Linked DNA regions of Homo sapiens: regions 1 and 2 are each linked to region 3. The links are chromatin contacts, found by Hi-C or POLR2A ChIA-PET in ENCODE. All regions are on one chromosome and are shown on one strand. Each heading gives the region's core, a stretch centred on a gene start or an enhancer-like site at or near the end of the contact. The rest is flanking DNA. Distances are from core to core; before and after follow the strand shown.

Region 1 (2,746 bases), core at 242-2,741, 670 kb after region 3:
ACAACAACAACAAACAAACAAAACTCTAGTTCTTCAAACTAGAACCTCAGCTTGCAGGGAACGTGTGGGGCCTCAGGCTAAGCTGTAAAGCCTTAGGTAACACTTAAAACTAGTAACTTAAGTTGACCTGGGAAAGCCTGCTACGACAAAAATATCCTGGTACTTGGGTACTAACAGCAGTCAGAATTCGGTTCTTCCTTATCTTATACGTGTTCTAACCAAACAGGTGTGAAGGGGTAAGGCAGGTGAAGCAGTAAGAACTGGTTCACCTGAGAGTAGGCACTAATTTAACGGGTGGCTTTTACCTTTTTTTTTTTTTTTTTTTGAGACGGAGTCTTGCTCTGTCACCCAGGCTGGAGAGCAATGCCGCGATCTCGGCTCACTGCAACCTCCGCCTCCCGGGTTCAAGCGATTCTCCTGCCTCAGCCTCCCGAGTAGCTGGGATTACAGGCACGCGGCACCACACCCGGATAATTTTGTATTTTTATTAGAGATGGGGTTTCTCCATATTGGTCAGGCTGGTCTCGAACTCACGACCTCAGGTGTTCTGCCCACCTCGGCCTCCCAAAGTGCTGGGATTACAGGCGTGAGCCACCGTGCCAGGCCTACCTTTTTAATCAAAACAAACAATACACCATGAGAATAAAATGCAAAATTTCTCATTTTTAAGACAAAATAAGGAACTTCAAATAAATGGCGGACCATAAGCTAGGAATTCACTGTCCTCCATCGTTAGGGCTTTTTCCTCCGAAGGAAGTTTGGGAAATCTGGATCCTAATTTCAGCCAAGTGGTGCGTTCCTCGAACTTCAGTCTAGAACTAAAAGAAGAGGGGCTGCAATGAAGGAAGAAGTCTCGGGACGCTCCACGCCACCCGGCGGCGGTTATCAAATCACAGGCTGAAAACCTGGAGAAAGGTCCGCGACGCCGGGGACACACGCCGCAGAGGCGACGCCCGCCCGGCCCAACGTCCAGTCTCGTCTGTTTCCCGAGGAGCCAATCAGCACGCGGCCCCGAGGCCGGCTCCCCAGCGCCCCCTGCGGCCGGGAGGAGGACGGCAGCCAGGAAAGATGAAGAGCGCGTGCAGTCCCCGAAGGGTACACCCTAGGGTTCCCCCCCACGCGAAGTTTCTCTCCGCAATCCGTGCCACCTATCGAGTAGGATTCCTAGTGTTCGATTCCTGTGAGAAAAGGTAGACTACGCTGCCTGTCGCAGGTTAGTTTGTTGTAAAACTGTTGGTCAATGACGTTGCCCTTTTAATTGCGTCGTTAGCGACCGAGTGGCATCGCCCCTTTAAGGCCGGTGGCAGCTGCGGTTCCGGGGGCGGGGTCCGTCTTCAGCAGGACTTGGGCTGGAGCTGGGCTGATTCATTCGGGGCTGGAACTCGAACGCTGACGTTGGCTCCTGAGCCGGGCGCTGCCTCGCGCCTGATTGGCGGGTCCTCGGGGCCGCCCTCCCCAGCGCACCACCCCTGGGTTCCCTCCCGGGTCCGCAGTGGAAACACTGCCCTCTCCCTTCTTGACCCCTAGCCCTTCCTTCCCTCCCTCCTTCCCTCCTGTCGCCGTCTCTTCTGGCGCCGCTGCTCCCGGAGGAGCTCCCGGCACGGCGATGGGTTCTCGGGCCTCCACGTTACTGCGGGACGAAGAGCTCGAGGAGATCAAGAAGGAGACCGGCTGTGAGTTCGGGTTGGGGGTGGGAACGCCGGGCGCCTCAGGCTGGCCTCACAACCAAGGGCGGCTGTCGCTAAGGTCTGGAGCTCGGGTGCCTGTGAGGTTGGGGGGTCCTGGGCAGCCTCCAGGTTTGGGGACCGAGAGCTGGAAGACCTGTTCTTCCAGCTGCAGCTTCCTGGAGCGGGGCTCTAGCTACTGTGGGGCTGTCCTTCCCTTCAAAATCGGGACTCTTGATCACTCGTAGAGCGTCGACGCCCCCCTTTTCTGCACCCTGCCCATCAAAGTCCCCGAACTCCTTTCCTTTCTGTTGCCTCGCACCACCCTTCCCTATGAAGAGGCATCCTGAACAGTAGGTAAAGCCCGAGAAGCAAATTCAGGAACTCGAGATGGATTCTGTAGAAAATCCGTTTCTGGGTAAGGACCTAAAACCTCTGACAACTATGGGAAATTACAAACAAGTTCTTGTCACAAATTGGGAAAACCACCCAGAAAGCAAGACCGTGTAGTAAGGCTTTGGGAGACATGACCCGATGCCTGGAGACCTTTAAACAATCAGGGGTCTGGGATTGTGAGACTTCTTTCAATCTGAACTTCTAGAGAAAAAACACGGATACTGTGACCACCAGTTTTTTACTTACACGACGATACTTGCTGTCCTAATCTCATATATGTATTGATTTCTACTATGCTGGTGTACTTTTTTATTCGCTATTGAAATTGGATGTGCTCCAAAAATCTCCGTGTGAATTTGTACTAGGAACTGATTTTTTTTTTTTTTTTTTTTGAAACGGAGTCTCCCTCTGTCAACCAGGCTGGAGTGCAGTGGCGTGATCTCGGCACACTGCAACTTCCGCCTCCCAGGTTCAAGCAGTTCTCCTGCCTCAGCCTCCCAGGTAGCTGGGAGTACAGGTGCCTGCCACCACGCTTGGCTAATTTTTGTATTTTTGGTAGAGATGGGGTTTCACTATGTTGGCCCGGCTGGCCTCGAACTCCTGACCTCAAGTGATCCACCCACCTCGGCCTCCCAAAGTGCTGGGATTACAGGTGTGAGCCACCGTGCCCTGCAGAACTGATTTTT
Region 2 (2,700 bases), core at 1-2,500, 530 kb before region 3:
ATTTCCACAAGAGCTTTAGCAGAACTAACGACTGTCTGACCTCTACCTTCTTATTTTATTCTTGAGGTTTCCACTACTAAAGTATAGGAAGGTCCTGGTCTCAAAAATAGCCACACAGGGCAAAAGGGAAAAACAAATAAAAGCCTGGTTCAGAAACGCCCCATCCTCTGTTAAGTTCAAGTCTTTACATTTCAAAAGACAGCCTTAGAAATTAAGCTCACCACAGTGCTGATCTTCTTCTTCCCATCGGTAGCTCTTAACAGACACTTGTTGTCTGCGGGCTCAAAGCCCTCCACAGTACCCTTCTTTGGAATGGGTTTGGTTCGACCGTCATCTGAAGGAAAAAATGCATCCTGGTGAACACGGCCGCGTACGTGGCTGAGCGGCAGACAAACAGTTAAAACAGAGGAGTGGGGTAAGTGATGACCTAACCCAGCCCCGCTGCTCTAGTTTTGTTAAACACCTCATCTGCTATCACGGTCTGGCGAAACCCTGGAGAAACTATTATTTCCACGACGGAAACATGTAATATCGAAGCACGTTAAATTCCACTCAAAGTGGCGGCGTCTGGGATCCCTGACAAAGAGCCCTGGGCTGCTTGGGGCCCATTGTTACCAGAAGCAACCTAGGCGGCTCAGTGCTGGGGACTGAGCCAGCTACAATCCCTACTATTTTCCGGGCCCGAAGCCCCGAATGTGCTCAGTACAGGGTGGGGAAAGGTAGAGGAAGGCGGCGGTCCGCGGCAGACAGACTCCGGTGGCTCCCAGACACCGGGAACCCAGGGAGCATCGCCCGGCTCCCCTCCCGCTGCTTACACTTCTTCAAGGTGATATAGACGCTGCCCGACGTCCGGCACTTCTGGAAAAGTCTGGTCAGCTCCGTCAGGAACTGGAAAACAACAGGCCCAGCCCCGTTAGCCAGCCCCAAATCCTCGTCCTGCCGCGTCAAGGCCCTGGTCCTCCTGCAGGAGGCACAGGTCTCGAGTAACGCCTGAGCCGCCCCCTTCCCTCGGCCGGCCAGGCCTAGCCATACCTGCTCGCTCTCCAACAACACCATCGCGGCGACGCTGGCTCGACTCCCTCCGCTTAAGCCCCTAGCAGTGAGAGCCGGAAGTTCGGCCTAGGCTGGGCGGGACTTCCGCTACTAGACTTCCATTGTCTTCCACCAATCTCTTCTCTTCCACCAATCCCGGCCTGCGCCCTCCCCCCTCCCCGCCCGCCTAGCGCCCGCGCCCTGGGACGTCCGGGGGCCTGTGACCCGGAGGCGCTGGGGCTGTCCTGGGTCGTCACATGCGAGAAATCGTCTCACCCCAGCCAGTGTGACGGAGTGAGAGCAAAAGAAAGTTTTGATAGCAGCGTACGATTTATATTCAGCTGTATGCTGGGCAGGTAACCTAACAACTCAGTGACTCAGTTTCCTTATCCATAAAGTAAGGGTAATGATAGTATCTACCGCGCAGTGTGGTCGTGAAGCGTAAATGAAACTCAGATTAAATACGTAGAACAGTGCCTGGCACATAGAGCGTGTTCAGTAGGTATCAGCTATTGTTCTTTTCATTATTGTCATTATAAGTTCCTGTAGAGATCCTTTAAACTCTCCCTAAACGCTGACCTGCAGCTCTAGCCAGAAGGGCTGGGCCGGGCGTGGTGGCTCACGCCTGTAATCCCGGCACTTTGGGAGGCCGAGGCGGGTGGATCACGAGGTCAGGAGATTGAGACCATCCTGGCTAACACGGTGAAACGCTGTCTCTACTAAAAATACAAAAAAGTTAGCCGGGCGTGGTGGCGGGCACCTGTAATCCTAGCTACTCGGGAGGCTGAGGCAGGAGAATGGCGTGAACCCAGGAGGCAGAGCTTGCAGTGAGCTGAGATCGCGCCACTGCACTCCAGCCTGGAAGACAGAGCGAGACTCCGTCTCAAAAAAAAAAAAAAAAAAAAAAAAAATGAGGGGCTGGAGCCCAGTCTTTAGTTCTACCTCTGATTAGTCAGGAGAACTAGGTTGTAAGCCCTCTCTGCCACTAGCCAACTTGAACCCTGGGCCCTCTATAAAGTCAAGCATTCCACCACACAAGAGGTTTTCGCTGAGTGCCTCTCAGTCTGTGCCAGGCACGGTTGTAGAGGTTGGGGATGCAGCAGGATAAGAAAAGCTAAGTTCCTGGTTTCCTGGAAGTTGGGTTAAAGGGGCAGGGAGGAAATAAACAATGAAGCAAACAAGTAAGTAGTACAGCTTCAGATAATGAATTCCGTGAGACAGCCTAAGCAGGGCTGTATAATGAGAGTGGGAAGGGGACTGCCTGGGTTGGGGTCAGGGGAGTTCTCGTCGAAAAGGAGAACTTTGAGTTGAAAGCTGAAAGGACCAGCCATCCAAAGATCTAGGGACACAGTGTTTCAGACACAGGGAACGGCTAGAGCAAAACCTTCAAAGGGGAAACAAGTTGCCCTGTGTCTGTAAGACTGGCAGGTGCGGGTGGGGGTGAGGAGGGCTTGTGGAGCAAGGAGTAAAGGAGTATGGAGAGGTAGCTGGGGACCAGATTATGTAGGGCCCGTGACCATAGTAAGCCTGGATTTTGTTCTAGATACAAAGAGAAGACTCGTTAAGGAAGTTTTCAACAGAACACTGAAAATCTGATTTATATTTTTTAAAGATCCCCCTGTCTGTGTTGTGGAGAATGCACTGTAGAGAGACAGGGCAGGAAATGAG
Region 3 (2,700 bases), core at 33-2,532:
GATCTCCAAAATGCAACAGTTCTATCTCCAGTCAATTAAATTCTGTTTTTTTTTCTTTCTTTCTTTCTTTTTTTTTTTTGAGACAGAGTCTCGCTCTGTCGCCCAGGCTGGAGTGCAGTGGCGCTAACTTGGCTCACTGCAACCTCCGCCTCCCGGGTTCACGCCATTCTCCTGCCTCAGCCTCCCAAATAGCTGGGACTACAGGCACTCGCCACCACGCCCGGCTAATTTTTTGCATTTTTTAGTAAAGACGGGGTTTCACCGTTTAGCCAGGGTGGTCTCGATCTCCTGATCTTGTGATCCGCCCGCCTCGGCCTCCCAAAGTGCTGGGATTACAGGCGTGAGCCACCGCGCCCGGCCCCTAAATTCTGTTTTCAACAGAACACAGACTAAAGGTCTTTCCACAGTTCCATATACATGAAGATCCTGCTTGGTAAAAAGTGTCTGTCAGAGAGTACTGTTACAATGCAAGGGCTGTGTGCTCAGCGCATGCAGTTCAGCCGTATGTCTCATGCTCTTATTTTAATACAATCACTGAAAGGTAGGTATTTTCACCATTTTACAGATGAAAAAACAAGTTCAGAAGGGTAACTTGCTCTAGGGCACATTACTGATATGTGGGGAATCCTTGACAGGAAAACCAGATCTGTGCTGCTCCAGAATCCATGTTTTTATCAAATACCATCCTGCTTGTTTGGAAAATATAACGAAAGCAGCCCAAGCACGGGCAGGTAGGAAAAGCTACGCAAAGAGCCTGGAGGCTTTTATAACTATCTAGGCATATGAGACAGGCTGACACCTTCTTTCAAGAGGAGACTTAGAAATCAGGAAGGCTGCCTGAGGCAAGGTCTGAATAATGCCAGGAGACAGAGCCCAGCCAGCGTAAAGGCCGGAAGTAAAAGGGACAGCTATGACACGGCGGTCCTGGGTGAACTGATGTCTAGCGCTACAGTGAACCCCCAACCCGAATTCGTCTAAAGCCACCCAAAACCAAAACTTTGCTCACACCAGAGCCCCGCATGGCCCCTTACCCCAGGGCAGGGCGTCCAGAACCACGCAGGAAATTCCGGCGTCCAGATCCCAGGCCTCAGTCGCTCAGGTCTCTAGGGCTGTCTGGACGGGATGAATCAGGTCCCAAGGCCTCTATGTGGTATTCCGGGGCCGGGCCAGAGTGGGAGATCCAAAACGCTGGGCACCCCAGCCCCTCCTCACTTACCGTAACAGCTGCCCAGTAAACGCTTGGCTCAGCTCTGTCGCCTGTAGCCCGGAGGAAATCGGGAGGGGCGGAGTCCCCTAGTGACGGAGCCCAGGAGTCCTCCAACTACCTTCCCACCCGACGATGTTCTGTGCGTCGATTGGTCGAGAGGAGCTCAGCGTGGTGAAGAAGTGAGGAGCAGCAAGAGGCGAGCGGTGGACGGGGCTCTGGTTGCCGGGAAACGGTGGAGTCACGTGCCCTGAGCATTGCCCCTCCCCTCCCGAGGGCCAGGTTGATTCCTTGCAGATCCAGGGTTCCAGTCCCTGCTTGGATAGGGAAGTCGTTTCCAAGACTTTTGACTTTTCCTAGTCGCCGGAGCCAGTTCACCTCCTCCACAACTTTCTCTGTCGGTGTTTGTCTTCTAAAAATTTCACCCCTTCGTTACCCAAATTAGAGCACTTCGGCGGCTTCTTTCCTTACTCTCCCAGGAGACTCGTGTCTCATTCATCAAATTATGAAGCTTTCCTTCATTCATTTAGTCAATAGATACCAAGCACCTGCTGTGTTCTAAGCATTGTGTTAAGCGTGAAGTTAAGACACATATGACTTGATATAAGTCCTGGAGATCCTTACAGCTTAGTAGTGTAGGAAGGGGGTCCGCCATGGAGGCATAAAAGTTTACAAATAACAGTAAACAGTGATAGACAGCCGGGCGCGGTGACTCACGCCTGTAATCCCAGTACTCTAGGAGGCCGAGGCAGGTGGATCACCTGAGGTCAGGAGTTCGAGACCAGCCTGGGTGAAACATGGTGAAACTCTGTCTCTACTAAAAGTACAAAAATTAGCTGAGCATGGTGGCACATGCCTGGAATCCTAGCTATTCGGGAGGCTCAGGCAGGAGAATCGCTTGAACCGGGAAGGCAGAGGTTGCAGTGAGACAAGATCGCACCACTGCATTCCAACCTGGGCAACAGAGCAAGACTGTCTCAAAAAAAAAAAAGGAGGGGGGCGTTGAGGATTATAGAGTATATGATGGAAGTGTGGCCAGAGTACATAAAGGAGAGAGTGGTCATAAGAAGTGTGTGTCAGAATGCTTTGTTGTTGTAGTTGTTAAAGGAGATGACCTTTGATATCCTTCAGGGGATAGATACCAGCTTGTTCATTGAGATCGACCCCTCCCCATCCCCAGCTTCCAGGATCAACACCAGTTACTCTCTCCCAAGAAACACGTGATGAAAGACATCAGCCAACCATCAGTAGCCAAGTAACTTGGCTGAGGAAATAGTTCTCACTCCAGCCTGGGTGACAGAGCAAGACTCCGTCTCAAAAAAAAAAAGAAAGAAAGAAAAAGAAAACAACAACAACAAAAACAACATAGTTTTAGGATTACAGATGTGAGCCACTGCGCCCAGCTAAAATACAATTTAAAATTCAGTTCCTGGCCGGGCTTGGTGGCTCATGCCTGTAATCCCAGAATTTTGGGAGGCTGAGGGGGTGTGGATCAC

Evidence for each region. Hi-C counts contacts between places; a loop is a spot of excess contacts on that map. ChIA-PET counts read pairs that join two places held with the same protein, here RNA polymerase II (POLR2A). Pooled maps may share reads with other maps.
Region 1: a loop to region 3 is called in a map of ascending aorta, with 5 times the contacts of the local background. The contact joins the promoter of CHP1 here to the promoter of CCDC32 in region 3. A Hi-C loop is called at or near these places in 2 of 168 maps with a recorded cell type or tissue (ascending aorta and naive thymus-derived CD4-positive, alpha-beta T cell), 1 of 37 single-sample maps with no recorded cell type and 15 of 50 pooled maps. POLR2A ChIA-PET finds 5 or more read pairs at or near these places in 2 of 52 experiments (CD4-positive, alpha-beta T cell and activated naive CD8-positive, alpha-beta T cell).
Region 2: a pooled map shows a loop between it and region 3 (7-fold over the local background). The contact joins the promoter of SRP14-DT here to the promoter of CCDC32 in region 3. A Hi-C loop is called at or near these places in 1 of 37 single-sample maps with no recorded cell type and 11 of 50 pooled maps. POLR2A ChIA-PET finds 5 or more read pairs at or near these places in 1 of 52 experiments (activated CD8-positive, alpha-beta T cell).

Annotation. Positions count from the first base shown.
Region 1 is chr15:41,229,777-41,232,522 of GRCh38, forward strand. CHP1 (calcineurin like EF-hand protein 1) reads left to right here and starts at 1,492. Exons shown (of 7, transcript NM_007236.5): 1 at 1,492-1,673. The coding sequence starts at 1,607. It overlaps EXD1 (exonuclease 3'-5' domain containing 1), which reads right to left and starts at 981. Exons shown (of 12, transcript NM_001286441.2): 1 at 703-981. RefSeq lists a silencer at 1,006-1,065 and enhancers at 1,186-1,255, 1,276-1,335.
Region 2 is chr15:40,038,061-40,040,760 of GRCh38, forward strand. It overlaps SRP14-DT (SRP14 divergent transcript), which reads left to right and starts at 1,251. Exons shown (of 3, transcript NR_040060.1): 1 at 1,251-1,388. SRP14 (signal recognition particle 14) reads right to left here and starts at 1,121. Exons shown (of 5, transcript NM_003134.6): 1 at 1,033-1,121; 2 at 816-888; 3 at 222-334. The coding sequence starts at 1,056. LOC124903471 (a long non-coding RNA gene) reads left to right here. Exons shown (of 2, transcript XR_007064596.1): 2 at 1-349. RefSeq lists enhancers at 139-1,084, 785-834, 855-1,034, 1,085-2,029 and a silencer at 1,115-1,324.
Region 3 is chr15:40,563,760-40,566,459 of GRCh38, forward strand. It overlaps CCDC32 (coiled-coil domain containing 32), which reads right to left and starts at 1,283. Exons shown (of 4, transcript NM_001080792.4): 1 at 1,217-1,283. RefSeq lists enhancers at 1,682-1,731, 2,211-2,505.